Regions from separate parts of the Homo sapiens genome. Here region 2 is linked to region 1. A link is a loop called in an ENCODE intact Hi-C map of the cell type or tissue named here. Cell type or tissue: OCI-LY7. All regions are shown on one strand.

The links. A loop is a pair of places that touch in the nucleus more often than their neighbours do. Peaks named below come from ENCODE experiments on the same cell type or tissue, not always from the same donor. Only the 100,000 strongest peaks of a DNase experiment are listed, where the experiment ranks them.
Region 2: a loop joins it to region 1, with 21 times the contacts of the local background. A loop is called at or near these places in 5 of 110 quality-filtered maps.

Annotation. Positions count from the first base shown.
Region 1 is chrX:141,274,933-141,282,932 of GRCh38, reverse strand. No RefSeq gene overlaps it. Among named protein-coding and RNA genes, the nearest start is that of SPANXC, 36 kb to the right of the region's middle. In OCI-LY7, a CTCF peak has its summit at 4,442 (motif pointing right); no DNase peak of the experiment used is centred here.
Region 2 is chrX:140,814,413-140,822,412 of GRCh38, reverse strand. No RefSeq gene overlaps it. Among named protein-coding and RNA genes, the nearest start is that of MIR320D2, 110 kb to the left of the region's middle. In OCI-LY7, CTCF peaks have their summits at 4,051 and 4,253 (motif pointing left); DNase peaks (open chromatin) are centred at 2, 892 and 4,282; H3K4me3 peaks cover 4,104 bases; H3K27ac peaks cover 2,219 bases.

The DNA.
Region 1 (8,000 bases):
GAGCACTGGTGAAACCATATTGAAGATCATAAAGATTAAACATAAAAGTATTATTAGGATAATTCTGAATAATTGAATAATTTATTTGTTGTTAGGTTAATCCATAACAGCTTATCAAAATGAATCATTTTGCATATACTGTTCTTCCTGAAGTTCCAAGCAGAATAGAGCAAGTGGTGCCACTTTGTAATACGGAAGCCTTTGATCTTCTGAAGACAGGCAATTCCATGGAAATTCTAAGTCAGCTGTGGGAACTTCTGAATTGCTCATTTTCCCAACCCCTAGCTTTAAGTGATAAACATAGACATAGATCCAGGGAATCTTCTTGGGTGTGAAGGCACATTAGCGACTTACCAGTGTCTTTACCTCACCCCCTGCAACCATGCAGGGATAATCTACCTTAAAGTCTAGAAGGTGAAGCCAGGCGCTGTGGCTCACGCCTGTAATCCCAGCACTTTGGGAGGCTGGGATGGGTGGATCACCTCAGGTCAGGAGTTCGAGACCAGACTGGGAACGTGGCAAAACCCCATCTCTACCAAAAATACAAAAATTAGCCAGGCGTGGTGGCCGAGCGTGTAATCCCAGCTACCTGGGAGGCTGAGGCAGGAGAATCGCTTGAACTTGGGAGGTGGAGGGCGCAGTGAGCCGAGATCGCGCCACCGCACTCCATCCTGGGTGACAGAATGAGACTCCTATCTAAAAAAAAAAAAAAAAAGTCTAGAAGGTGGCACGTTGTAGTAGTTAAGAGCAGGGAATGTAGTGGCAGGCAATTTTGGCTTGAGATCCTGGCTCTGTCATTTAATAGCTGTATGATCTAGAGAGAGTTACTTAAAGGATCTGAGACTGAGTTTCTGCATCAGTAAAATGGAGATGATAATAGTACAAAACTTATTTGGAGCTGTTGTGAGAATTGAATGAACTAATGTATGTAAAGAGCCTATGCGCTTTAGTGCTCAACAAATATTAACTATTTTTATTAGTTAGCCCTCAACAGCTGGGAGGGAAGAGAATAGTAGTAGGTTGTTTTAGTTGAGAACCATTACAGAGCACTGTGCAGATAACAGTAATGGAGCTACAAAGATAAATAGAAACAGTGATTCAAAGCATAGCTCTGGCATCATAGAGTCTAGTTTCAGACTCCAGGTCCTCCAGCTCTACATGACCTTAGATAAGTAAGTGACCTCTCAATGCTTCACTTTAAAGCATGGGGATCGCATTAATTGTGATTTCACAGGGTTGTTTAGAAGGATTAGTAATGTGATGCTTATAAAGTAGAGACGAGGATTGCCCCAATCTTGTGTGCCTGTTATAATTAACTATCCTAAGTAGTCTCTTGTTATTTCACCCTCCTTCTCCCCTGGGAAAAACTGTGATGTCCTAGACAGTCAGACCTCATGAGTTGAGCTTCACTGAGCTGGAATCAGAGCAAATGTGTTTGTAAACTTGTGTCTTCCTTTGCATTGTCTTTGAAGTGTAGGTCTAGGTCTGCCCACAAGCCAAAAGTGTTATACATATATGATCAATTTATCAAAGGTACCAAGGTAATTAAATGGGGAAAATGACCTTTTCAACCAATACTGCTGTACCAACTGTATACCCATACGGGAAAAAGCCAACACTAACTTTTAACTTATGTCATACACACAAATCAGCTCAAAATAGATAATAAATGTGCATAGCTTCTAAATGGACCTAAATGTAAAACCTCAAACTCTGAAACATCTAGAAGAAAGTATAAAAGAAAATATTTGTGGCCAGGCACGGTGGCTCATGCCTGTAATCCCGGCACTTTGGGAGGCCGAGGTGGGTGGATCACCTGAGGTCAGGAGTTTGAAACCAGCCTGGCCCACATGGCAAAACCCAGTCTCTACTAAAAAATACAAAACATTAGCCAAGCGCGGTGGTGGGTGCCTGTAATGCCAGCTACTTGGAAGGCTGAGGCAGGAGAATCGCTTGAACCCGGGAGGTGGAGGTTGCAGTGAGTCGAGATCACACCATTGCACTCCAACCTGGGCAACAGAGAGAGCCTCTGTCTCAAAAATAAAAATAAATAAAAATAAAAAATAAAGAAATGTGTGACTTTAGGATAAGCAAAAGTTTTATATACAGAACACAATAAACACAAACATTAAAAAAAGATACATTTGATGTCAAAATTAAAAATGTTTGCCATTTGAAAGATACGGTCAAGAAAATGGGAAAGGAAGTCTTGGACCGCAGAAACTATTTACAGCGCTTATATCAAAGTACTTGTATCCTCAACCTATAAATCCTGCTTACAATTCATTAACAAGTAAATGACCAGTACAAATCGACAAAAGATTTGAACTAAGACTTCACAAAAGAATAAAAGGAATGATGTGAACACAACTGAATTGAAAAGGGACATTGTCTGGGCTCCATAACATGCTGCTAGTTATGCTGTCAGTTGAGGGCATGAGCAGGGAGAGAGGGTAGCCCTGTTTCTTACCCCCATCTCTTACCATACATTTCTCCATTTTATCCTCTACTTTTGCTTCTCCTTATTCCATTTTTCCATGATGAAAAGGCTATAGAGGGCTCAAGCCCAGTGGCCTTCGTCCCAAAGTCATACAGCTAGTCCTAGGCAGAACCAGAAGCCAATGCTAGTCTTCCTGGTTCCGTGGATGCAGGCTCCTTCACTGGACCATGCAAACTGACCGACGAGAGTGTGAAATGGGGTGCCTTAGACCTTGTCGGATTTCCTTCTTCCCACTTTCAGATCAAAGTTGTATGCTGCTTTGAAACTGGAAACACAACTGAAGCAGAACCACATTTACATTTGAGATTTGTTTTCAAAGCAGATGTACAGTGTCATTTGCTGAGATCTCATAGGTGTTTCTATTCCACCTTGAGCAGCAGAATTATACCTCAGCAGGTTGAACAAAGCTGGGTAATCACCATTGGCTTTTGGCTTCCAGAGTCAAAGTCTACCTTTATATCACTGTAATACAATTATGCTCTCAAGCTGATGCTCCCGGATACTTGAAAAGTTTTGTGAAAGTTCTTCCTCTTATCAGTCTGAAAAACAAGTTGTGTTCCCCAGGAACTGTCTGGAATCATCTGCCACTAACTAGCTGTGTGACCTTGGGCAGTCACATCCCTCTCTGGGCTTTGGTTTCCTTATGAGTAAAACTGGGAATTAAACTAGTTGATCTCTGAGGGCTTTGACATTTTCTGCATTCTCCAGTTCCACAATTCTAAGTCAGCCTTAATACTGAAATGCTGCCAACATCTATTTAGATGGTTTTTTTGCTGTTAATTTGCAGTCTCTGGGATTCCTCTGCCTTGTTTATAGCTCTCTCGGAGCCGCCTTGCTGGTTTGAGTTTAAGATGCTATGTCTCATGCATAATTTGCCTGCTTACAATTGTGTTGTTCCCTAAGGATGGTGTCATATTTGAAAGGTGGAGGTGAGAGTATTCAGTACAGCAACAGAGCCACAGAGCCATCCCTTCCTGACACTAAAGTCATGTGTTTCTCTAGTTCCTCATCCTCTGCCCCTCTTCCGCTTTGTTTCATTGCTACATTTGGGTTTTATGATTACATCTGCAATAGCAGGCACAGATGTTTTTCTCACTCAATTGTATGGTTAATGGTAAAATGAATTTTTCCAGCAGATGCTCGCATGTGGGTGCTATCTTTTTCTCTCCTGACATATTTTCTACACAAACAGCAGATTGTGTGTCTGATGTGCCTTGAGCCTAGCAAGAGAAGAATTCAAGCTGAATAACACTAGGCTGATTTTCAAGCTCCTAAAAAAATAATGCGGCCATTAAGTTTGACAAACTCTTCACAGCACTCCTGCAGCTCCGATCCAGACCTGCATCTCCAGCCTTTGCCAGTTGTACTTGAGAAGGCTGAGAGCAAGCATGTATCCTCAAAAGGGCCACGATATGAAGAGAAAACAATATCAATTTGAGAAGAGCTGGACTCAATTACTCTGTTGCTTTGGATTCTGAAACCCAAGGCATGTAATTTAACCTCTATTTCCTCATCTATGAGGCTAAGGGATAATACAAAGCTGGTGAAGATCATTGAGATAATTGCAAAGTAGCAGAGGTCCCTGCTTAAATCTAATCCATTTCCACTACTGAATAAAAATGGCTAATTAGAGCTGATTGGCCAGAAGTCCATTTGCATGAGGGACTGAGAAGCCTCCAGGTAATGAGGCAGAACTGTGGGAAGATTAGGAGCTTGGTGTGGGGTTTCTCAACTTTGGCACTATTTAAATTTTTGAAATGATTATATCAAATATACATATACACATACATAAACATATATGTGGCCGGAATAAAAAGTTAAGAAATAAATTGAAAACAAATCTCCAAAAGCTGAAGAAAAAGATATTTCGGGCCAGATAATCATTTCATGTGGACCCCTGTCCTGTGCACTGCGGAATGCTTAACAGCAGGCCTGGCCTCTACCCACTAGATGGCAGTAGTTCATCCCTCCTACTAAAAATGTCTCCAGATATTGCCAAATGTGCCTAGGGAGGGTAGAGTGTGAGGGATTAGCCTCCAATGGAGAAGTACTACCTTAGAAGCACTGAATGTTGGCTTTACATTTTAGTTCTACTACTTATCCAAGGTCATGCAGCTAGTAACCATTTGTGCCTCAATATATTCATGTGTAAAAGGAGAATCCAAGCTAAATTGTAGAAAGGCTGGTTGAGAGGACGAAAGTGATGGGTGGATACAAACTTTGATACTCCCTCCTTACTACCATCAGGCCTTTGCTTATTCCTTTGCCCTTGTTTAAAATACACTGTTTCTCATACCCCATCTTTCTGTCTAGTTAACTTCAACTCATTCTTTAGATCTCAGCTCAAGCATCGTTTTCACAAGGGAGGCTTCCTTGATCCCTCAGACTGTATCAGAGTCCAAGACCCTCACAGCGCTTGTTGATATTATACACTCTAACACTCAGGTGACCATTTCAATTACGTTTGTTGGGCTACTAGACTGTAAGCTTTATGAGGAGAGGTGCTATTTCTGTCTTGCTCACTGTTGCATTGTCAGAGGTCAGGACAGTGCCTGGAAAAGAAAAGCCATCACTAAACACTTGTTGAAGGAAAGGAGGAGGGAAGAAATGAAGGACTGAACCCAAAGTTAAAAATATCATTATAATTTAATTCCCCTAAGGAAGAGATCTAGACTGCTAACCTTAGGCAAGTGAAAAAAATACAGTGGCATCTAGGGAATGGTTTTGAGGACAGTCTGTCAGTGAAAACTCTCTTTAGCCTAGTCCCCACAGACTTTGTGGGATTCAGTGGGCCCAATACATGGCACTGTTCTTTTCACCTGAGTTTGCAATTAACCGAGTCAGACAGATGGAGATCAACACTAGCATCTTTATTACTAAAAACAGCTGGGTTTGGAGAATATGTTTCAGCTGTGCAGGAAAACGTGACTCTCCTAATTCTACATCCCACAATTAGCTAGACTTACCTAGTCATAAGCACCACTGAACAAATGTGGTGCATCTCCTCCAATGAAGACCTGCACCTGAGAAACTCGTGGTGTGTGGAACTAAGACTATGTGCTTCCTCACTGTAGGCTTGTCCTAAAAAGAGAAGTAGCATGTATTGAACTAAATGAAGACATGCCTCCTCCTGTGGAGAAAGGCTGTGCGTATTGCTCTAGCATAGGTTCTTCTGTTTAGGAACACGATGCCAAGGGAAAGGATGTTGCTCTACCCCCACCACTGCCAACAGACTTATGCCTGGGTCCAAAGAAAATAGAGAATTGTGAACAAAATATCTGACATAGATATTTCACTAAATAACCTGTAATATGTTGAGACCCAAGATAATTTGCTCTGGGGCTTTGATTATGACACCAAAAATAAAGAGATGATCACCCCCACTTTGTCACAGAACTCTGCAGATTTGCACCTTGAGGGCTCCAGTTCATTTATCTCAGCAATAATTTTTGAGGGAAATGGCAGCCCTTGTGAAAATGTATGTGGAGCCACCAGAGGTGGGCATGTATAGGGAGCAAAGTGGTATTCTTTGCAGGGCTTCCAGATCAGGAGAAGAGGCCATCCTAAGTTGGCAATTTGTAGAGGTTGTTACTATAAAGACCAATGAAATGGTGAATGCACCCATGTTTTATACTCTGGTCTATGTAATTCAGGAAAATTTGTATATAAGTGCAAAAGCTTTGTAAACTGAAAGTCTTTTCAAATTTAAAGGGCTATTAAAATTTTCCCGTTCATGGTTTCCTTTGCTGTATTTCAAACCTCATGTACTTTTAGGAACCTCGGGTGTTCACAGTATTTTGTTGCCCATTTTCTGTTTAGTGACTACTTTTCAGGATCAAGACAGATGGGTAACTTGGTATGGTGGCTTGGGGACAAAATAGAATGATCCATGCCAGTATCTTTGGAGTGAAGCCTTGGTAGTCCTATACAGTTCGATACGTTAAAATATTAACTCATTTATTCATTAAGCCTTGACTTACTACTTGGCATGTGAGAGGCTTGCTTTTCCCAACTGTAAATTGGGAATAATACCAGTATCTCCTTGCATTCATTATGTGATTTAAATCCACATAACTGTGTCAAGCACAGTTTCATTTTCCCTGTCATAACACTTATCACTACCTTTATATTTTACAATATATTTATTTGTATATGGGCTGTCTTCCCCTACCAGAATGTGAGCTCTGAGGAAAGGGACTTGGTCTTGTAAATTTCTGAATCTCCGGAGCCTATAAGAGCAGAGGTGCTCAATAATTATTGGTTGAGTGAATTAATGAATACTTAATAAACAACATTGGCCCTAACTCCAGACTAATGCTTATCATATTCTAATCTTCATTTCTAATCTTTCTGCTTGAATGACCAATAGCTACCTTAACCTAATGTCCAAACCCGAACTCTCCATTTCCACTGCATTCCCATTTCCCCAGTGACAAGCAGGCTATTCTTTGTATCCTTCATTCTATTATAGTAAATGGCAGCTCTATGTTTCAAGTTGCTCCAATCAACAACTTTGAAATCATCCTTAAGTCCTCTCTTTCTCTCATGACTCATTTCCAATTTGTTAGCAAATTCTGTTCCCTCTATGCTCAAAATATATCTAGAATACCACTCTTTCTTAGCGCTTCCACTGCTATCCACCTGTTCTAACTCAGCATCATTTCTATTCCATGACACCATCATCTCCTGACCAGAAAATTGTTTCCACCATTATCACCTAATTATTTTTCCATAGTATGTATTTACTTTTTAAAACACAAATATGACCACAGCCTGTCTCTGCTCAAATGTTCTGAAAACCTCCCAGACTGCTGTACTTAATATATCACCCCCGCACTTTATTCTTTTATCCTAGTCAACTTGTCCTCATAACATGAATCACTGCTTGATATTATATCATTTGTTTAGTTATCTATCATTACCCAGTAGAATATAAACTCCAAAGGATTTTTGTATTTTTATTTAAATATTCTCACTGCTAGAATAGCCATGGCAACAATGAAAACTGATATGTCTTTCACATCTGTGAGTTCGTGTCTGTGTGAATGTGTGGCTGTTTCAGTGTGAGACTATGTGTAAGTGTGAGTGTATGTGATTATGTGAGTATATGTAGGAGTGTGTGTTTGAAAGTATGTATGTGTCAGAATGTGACTGTGTGAATCTGAAAGTGTGTGAGAGTTTTAGTGTTACAGAGCATGTAAGAGAATTTGTGAGTGTATTTGAGTATAGGAATGTGTATGTATGAGTGTGTGAGACTTGTGAAAATGTGTGTGATTGAATGTGTGAGTGTGTGTTACTGAGTATGTGTTTTTCAGCATGTGTAAGAGATATGAGAGTGTGATGCTGTGTGTGTTTATAAGTGTGTGAAGGTATGTACAGATGTATATGAATGTTTACAAGTGATATAGTTTGGCTGTGTCCCCACCCGAACGACATCTTGAACTGTAATTCCCATAATCCCCATGTGTCATGGAAGGGACAGAGTGGGAAGTGACTGGAT
Region 2 (8,000 bases), 460 kb after region 1:
CACAATGAGATACCATCTGACACCTGTCAGAATTACTGTTATTAAAAAGTCAAAAAATAACAGATGTTGGTGAGGTTGTGAAGAAAAGGAAATGCTTATACACTGCTGGTGAGAATAAAACTTAGTTCAGTCACTGTGAAAAACAGTTCAGAAATTTCTCAAATAACTTAAAACAGAACTACAGTTTGACCCAGCAATCCCAATATTGAGTATATACCTAAAGGATTATAAATCCATCTACCATAAAGATGCATGCATACATGTTTATTGCAACACTACTCACAACAGCTCAGGGAATGACATGGAATCAATCTAGATGTCCATTAATCATGAGCTGGATAAAGAAAACGAAGTACATATACAACATGGAATACTATTCAGCCATAATAAAGAATGCAATCATGTCCTTTGCAGCAACATGGATGAAGCTGGAGGCCATTATCCTATGGGAACTAATGCAGGAACAGAAAACCAAATACTAAGCTTGTTCTCACTTGTAAGTGGGGGCTAAACATTGAATACACAAGGACACAAAGAAGGAAACAATAGACCCCAGGGCCTACTTGAGGATGGAGGGTGGGAGGAGGGTGAGGATCAAAAAACTACCTATTGGGTAAGATTAATACAAGAGTTAATAAGAAATGATTTTAGGCAGATAGTAAGGGTAAATGTTCTCAGTGGAAATTTTCCTGTAATAAGAAACAACCCCCGAACCATTTCTTTTCTAACAGAAAAGGTGGCTTGAAGGGCTGGGCTGTCAAGCTTTGATATGCAAATGCAGGCCATTCGAAACTGGGTTCACCCAATATGGTGATTCCTGCCCTCTTCTTGTCACCACCTGTGCCAAGTGTGATGGCCACCTCCAGATAACACCATGTGTTCAAAACATCCTGATGACCCACATTTGCATATTAAAGGACTAAGTTGGGAGGGCCAGGTTTTTGGCAAGCTATGTGAATGACACACCTGGTCAAACCAATCCTCTGGGCCCTATGCAAACAAGACACCCCCTCCCCCAGCCTCCTGATATAATGGACTGCCTTTCTGCCACACACGGGGTTTCTCTTTGTTCCAAGTCCCCCGCTCTTGTCTCTGTGTGGGAGAGCTGTTCTCTTCTTTCTTCCTTCTTTCTTGCCTATTAAACTTTTCGCTCCTTAAAACCACTCCACGTGTGTCCATGTTGTTACTCCTATCTGCGCGAGGCCAAGGACCCTGCTGTTCCTTCAGTCATCAGAGTCATTATTTTGGTGCATGGGCCTGGAATTCATTCTTCAGAGTGGTGAGTATGGAGCGAATCTCAACCTCAAATCTGTTTTAATCTCAAGGCTGTCTTCCAGCTATCCTGTCGCAAAACTTTCTTTCTTTCCTTCTTTCTCTATCTGCAGTCTCTTACTCCCTGTGTGTTGAGTGTGTGGGAATTTTTACAGCCTAGGGAAGTAATCCCGTTAGGCAAGATCAGGAAATGCTATAGTACTGGGGAAATAGCTCAGAGAATGAATGGAAAAGGAAGTGTTTTTAATATGCAGTTTAGAAGCCCTACGGAAAACCAGGGTCAAACCTCTCAATTACTCTAAACTGTCTATAATAGATCAAAAGCCAAGTGCGAATCCTGTAGCCTTTATGGAAAGGCTGAGAGAGGCACTAATAGAACACACCTCTTTATCCCCTGATCCAGTTAAGGGACAGCTTATCCTGAAGGACAAGTTTATTACACAGGCAACTCCCAATATTAGAAGAAAACTACAGAAGCAAGCTGTAGGACCGAACAGCACTTTAGAGAACCTCCTGAAGGTGGCCACTTCGGTCTCTTATAATAGGGACCGGGAGGAGGCCCAAAAGAAAGAGAAAGCTCATGAGAAGGACAAAGGCTCTAGCAGAAGCTTTGCAGGCTTGCAAAGTCCAGGATCCCCAAGGTGCATCCGCTAGTTGCTATTCGTGTGGCTGACCAGGGCATTTTAAAAAGGAATTCCCAGGCAGCAAGATGAAGCCACCTTGACCCCGTCCAGCCTGTGGCGAAAACCACTGGAGACAGAACTGCCCCCAGAGGCGGAGGTCACTGGGTTCAGGACCAATCTCACAGATGGTACAGCAGGACCGATGTATCCCGTGGCTCAAAACTCGGCTCCAGCAACTCAAACTGCCATCATAGCACAGGAGTCCCAGGTGATTCTGGAAATTGAAGAAAGGAAAGCGGACCTCTTTCTAAACACTAGAGCCAGTCTCTCTCTTTTTTTTCTCTCTAATTCAGGTCTCTCCTCTTCCTATAGCCTGACCGTAATTGGCATCTCAGGAAAAACCCTAATCCAATATTTCTCTCCACCTTGGTTGTAGTTAGAAGGACCTATTTATACATGCTTCCAAGCCATTGTCGTGATAGCTTTATTAGTCAGAAAAGCCTCCAAGTTAACCCCAGGACATAATTGAACTGTTTACACCCCATATAATGTGGCAGGATCACAGTTCTCTGGGGGGAGCTTTTAGCTAGCAAACAGCTGGTAAAGCAAGAAGTACGTAAGGCAGGATAAGCAGTAGTCACTGTCCCCAAACATAAGCGCTCTATTAGCTGAGCTAATAGCTCTTACAAAAGCACTTAAATTAAGCAAGGGAAAGGTAACTAACATTTATACTGACTCCAAGTATGCCTTCCTGATTTTCCATGCTCATGCTGCCATTGAAAAGGAAAGGAGTTTTCTTACCACTAATGGATCTCCTATAAAATATTACCAGGAAACTAGCAGGTTATTATCCTCAGTTTTTCTTCCATGAGAAATAGCAGGGATGTATTGCAGGGAACATTGAAAGGGAACAGATGAGGTAGCCAAGGAAAATAGATGAGCTGATCAGGCATCTAAGTCAAAGGCAAGGAAGCCTCAAGGCACTAACACACTTCAAGCCCTTCTAATCTAGGAGGTCTCCATAAAAGAAATTAAACCTCAGTATTCCCCTGCAGAAATAGAATAGGCCACTTCTCAAGGGCATACTTTTTAGCCCTCAGGATGGCAAACTCTATTTGCCAGCCTCCAGCCAATGAAGGTCCTTAAAATCCTTCCCCAAGCTTTTCACTGGAGAAAGGATAAAACTTATCAATGTGCTCAGAGATTGTTTTCAGGCAGAAAACCTCCACATTGGTTAAGCATGTAACCTCTCTAGCTCACTTCCAACAAGAATGAACACAACTAGCAGAAGACCAACCCCAGGAAATAAAACCACCTTTCTTTAACCCAGGAAATTTGGTATTAGTGAAAATTCTCATCTCTCTCCTTCCATAAGCCAACCTGGGAAGGGACCTCCACTGTTCTTCTTTCAACCTTCTTGGCAGTAAACGTTACAGGAATCAACTCCTGGATACATCACACTCAATTCAAAGCCTGAAGAGCTGAGGGAGCAACCCTTGACAGCCCAGAGGAACGTCCTGAATATCAGTGTGGAGAAATAGAAGATCTTAACCTAAAAATCATAAAAGATAAGAAACTGAGTGAGGGCTACTCATCTTACTGAGTCCCACCTTTACCTCAATAGATACTTTTTGTCATTTCTGTCCTTTCCTCTCAAAATTTGCCACCAAATATTAGAACTTCTTCTTAATGCATATTTGCAGGGAGATTTAATTATTCCTAGAATCGCATTTGTAACTTTGTAAATCTCCAAAGGGAAATGTTATATCTGGGCAAGTAAAGTTTTAAATGACAATTATTTACCATGCCACTCTTGTGAAAATTGTTATAGGTCATGCTACTATTTGCAATAGAACTATGCACTGTGGCAGCACCCACAATGTGGAATTCTGTTTGTAAAATTATAATTGCTGTATAATTGCAAGCATAAAAGTTTTACTATCATTACGTTTAATAGGACTTTTTACTAAAGGTTGGTAATATAAGGCACTCTAAGCTATGAAAAGAAGGTTATAAAGAAAGAAATTTTATATAAGAAAGGATTTTGTATGGTAAATACTTGTCCTAAAAGGAAATGACTGGTTGTTTAAGGGAAAGACGTTTAGGACAAGTGAGAAAGTTTAAGGATGTTGTGAGAGGGTCTGTGAAAGTCATGAAAAACTCTAATAATTAAAGGAAAGGAACTGTCAAAATTAACGCTAAAATTATTTTAGCCAGCCAATAACGTATTTCTCCCTATCATATTGCAAGTTAAAAAGATGGCCTAAGACTAAAGTTATTCTCTAATGGCAAATCAAGGGGGAAATGTATGCTTTTCTCTAGGAAAAAGTAGCTTTTATATTAACATTTCTGGTAATGTACATTGACATCTAGTGGAGGCAAATCGGTATTGCAATCCATTGGTGTATCTAACAAGTGTCAAACTCTGTCAGTTAGGTTCTATAGGACCCCCACTAATGGTGGTAACGTTAATACTCATATTCTAACCCTATATTTTAAAACTTCTTGTAAAAATTTATCTCTTTTCACCTGGAAGCAATAAAACTCCAAATGGCGCTGCGAGCAGAGCCACACACGGGCTCCTTTTAGGCAGGAAGTAGCCAGAAAGAATCATCACCCAACACCTCCTAACAGCAGTTAGGTTTACTTCTCTTTGAGGGGGGAGTAATACAGGAGTTATTGAGAAATTATTTTAGGTAGGATAGGTTCTCAGTGGAAATTTTCCTGTAATAAGAAACAACCCCCGAACCATCTCTTTTCTAACAGAATAGGTGGCTTGAAGGGCCAGGCCGGCAAGCTTTGATATGCAAATGCCTGCCATTAGAAACTGGGTTCACCCAATATGGTGATTCCTGCCTTTTTCTTGTCACCACCTGTGCCAAGTGTGATGGCCACCTCCAGATAACACCATGTGTTCAAAGCATCATGGCCACCCACATTTGCATATTAAAGGACTAAGTTGGGTGGGCCGGGTTTTTCACGGGCTACGTGAATGACACACCTGGTCAAACCAATCCCTTGGGCCCTATGCAAACAAGACACCACCTCCTCCAGCCTCCAGATATAATGGACTGCCTTTCTGCCGCACATGGGGTTTCTTTTTGTTCCAAGCCCCCCTCCCTTGTCTCTGTACAGGGAGCTGTTCTCTTCTTTCTTCCATCCTTCTTGCCTATTAAACTTGTTGCTCCTTAAAACCACTCCACGCGTGTCCGTGTTGTTAATCCTATCAGCATGAGACCAAGGACCCTGGTGTTCCTCCAGTCATCAGAGCCAATCACTATGTTTATTATCTGGGCTACAAAATAAGTTTTACACAAAAGCCCTGTAACACACAATTTACCTATATGACAAACCTGCACCTGCACCCCTGCAATTAAAATAAAAGTTAAACATTTTGTTGGATGATACAAAAAAAATCCATAATTAGTTTTTTTTTTTTTTTAAGATGGCAGATTGGTGGCCGGGCGCGGTGGCTCACCCCTGTAATCCCAGCACTTTGGAAGGCCGAGGCAGGCGGATCACGAGGTCAGGAGATCGAGACCATCCTGGCTAACACGGTGAAACCCCGTCTCTACTAAAAATACAAAAAATTAGCCGGGCGTGGTGGCGGGCCCCTGTAGTCCCAGCTACTCGGGAGGCTGAGGCAGGAGAATGGCGTGAACCTGGGAGGTGGAGCTTGCGGCGAGCCGAGATTGCGCCACTGCACTCCAGCCTGGGCGACAGAGCGAGACTCCATCTCAAAAAAAAAAAAAAAAAAAAAAAAAGATGGCAGGTTGGAGGCAGTTTTAGTGTGGCTCTCCCACCTGGAAAGACAGAATAGTGGATAGAAATTCACACTATTTTTTCCCCCGAGAACCAACACAGGAACTTAACAGGAAAACTGAAAGAATCTACAGATCCTTTGAAAGAAGTGGCAGGCTGCAACATACTCAGTGAGACAGGCAAAACACCTGTAAATTCCCAGAGTGTGAGAAGGGGAGAGTCTGCCTCTGAGCATACATCCCCACTGGGGAATCTGAAAATTCAGACCATGGGAGAAGGCCTTAACCCTACACAGAGCTGGGATGGATTTAGGGAGCGGTGTAAAACATAAAAGTAGAAGCAGCAGCAGAAAGTGCCTTGCAGGCATTCCTATCCCTAGGGAATAGAGAACCTATTCCTGACTATATATAATAAGGAAGGTTTCCCGACTATATCTCACAGGGGCCCTCAGCGAAGACAGCCAACAAGCTCAGGAAGGGGTTGCAGAGTGAAAGAAGCTCCCAAACGAATTTTGTGATATAATCTCAAGTGGGGACCAATTCCCTTGATCAGACCCCGGGGATCAAGCAGGAAGTATGCTTCAGACTCAGAAGTATAGAAGCATTCAAACTTCAGCACAGAAGTTTGGCACCCTGCCCTGCGGGCAGACAGGGAGGAGCATGGTTTGCAAGCCGTGGTTGCTGTCTCTTGGCCTGGGGCATGTCTGAGATCTGTGCGCAGAATGCCTGGATCTAAACCAGGTGCTGTTAGAAGAGCACTACAGGAGTGAGACTGGCCTCCCCAACTGCGTGGGAGCTGGGTAAGGCTTACTGTTGCAGCCTGCTACTCCAGACTCCCTTTGCAAACTCTTCTGTGCAGCAGAGGCACTTATACCTTCCTCCAGAACATTACCCTAGTGGCCTGGGAACCACCCCCATCCTTCACAGGGGCTGTGGCCTGCCCCACTCAAAGAGAATGAGAGCTCAGACCCACCTAACCCTGCCCCTATCTGATGATATCCCTCCACCCACCCCGGTAGCTTAACACAAAAGAAATAAACTTTTAGGAGCTTTATAGCCCCACTCATCACCTGAGAAAACAGAATATTTCCTCTGGGAAACTTAGCGCAACTCAAATCCCACTGTTACTACTGTAGCTGATGCTCTTTTGCAAGTGCCACCTCCTGGCTGGAGACCAACCAACACAGGCCATTACAGCACCTCTAGGTAGAATAACACTGCACTCAAGAAGAAAATGGTTGCATGACCTCAGCTATCACCACTGCCCGCAACAGTGTGAGTAACTAGAGGTCCTCAGTCTGTCCACATGACAAGTTCACTACTATTATAACCAGCATTTGAGAAAGCCAGCACACTAAGCCTATCTACAACTAAGAAATCTCACAGAGTCTACACTGCTCCCCTGCCTCCTCCATCAGAGCAGGCGCTGGTATCCACGGCTGGGAGAACTGAACAGGTCACATCAGTGGATCTGTTGCAGATATTTCCCAGCACCAACCCAGAGTCAAGTAGCCCCATTGGGTGGCTAGACCTAGAAGAGCAATAACAATCACTGTATTCTGGCTCTCAGGAAGTCCCATTCCTACGGGAAGAGGGAGAGCACCACATTAGGGGAATGCCCCATGGGACAAAAGAATCTGAATGGCAGGCCTTGTGTCCCAGATTTTTTCATTGGTGGAAATTTTCTTACAGCAGAGACACAATTGCAGCGCTGGGCACAGTAGGGAAAGTCTGCACCTCTACCCAATAGGTAGGCAGCCTCTATGATCATGAAGGGTGTTGGAGAAGGGGTCCTTGTTCCCCGCTTGCACACCACTGCAGACACAGCTGCAGCTTCTCCCATGGGAACACAGCATAGATGCACCTATAGACAGCCTTCCTGGAACAATTCAGGGTGATTGCAGCCCCACAGGAGGAGCACTCCCCAGATTCAGGCATGCACAAGAGGCAGAGTCCCAATTCTTTCACACTTGGAACATCAATATTCCTGCAGATGAAAAGAGGCGCCTGTCTGATCTCAATAGCTGGAACACTGGGACAGCAGTGAGGCCAGGAAGTGGATAGCTTTCCTGCTGGCCTGGCAGGGGACCTGATGTAGCTCCTACCCTTTACTCTGATAAAACCTCAGCACATCTAATAGAGAGCTCCCTCAGCCATCTTCATCAAGCCTGGACCTCTGCACACCTTTGGTATTACGTCTATCCATCTGCTTTAGCTACAACTGGTGCCTACCCAGGGATACCTCCCCTACGATCCTGAAGCCTACATAATCAACTCACTAAATAAAATACTGAAGAAAAATAAAGTGTACAACACAAGAGAATGAGATAGGCTTCAAGAGATC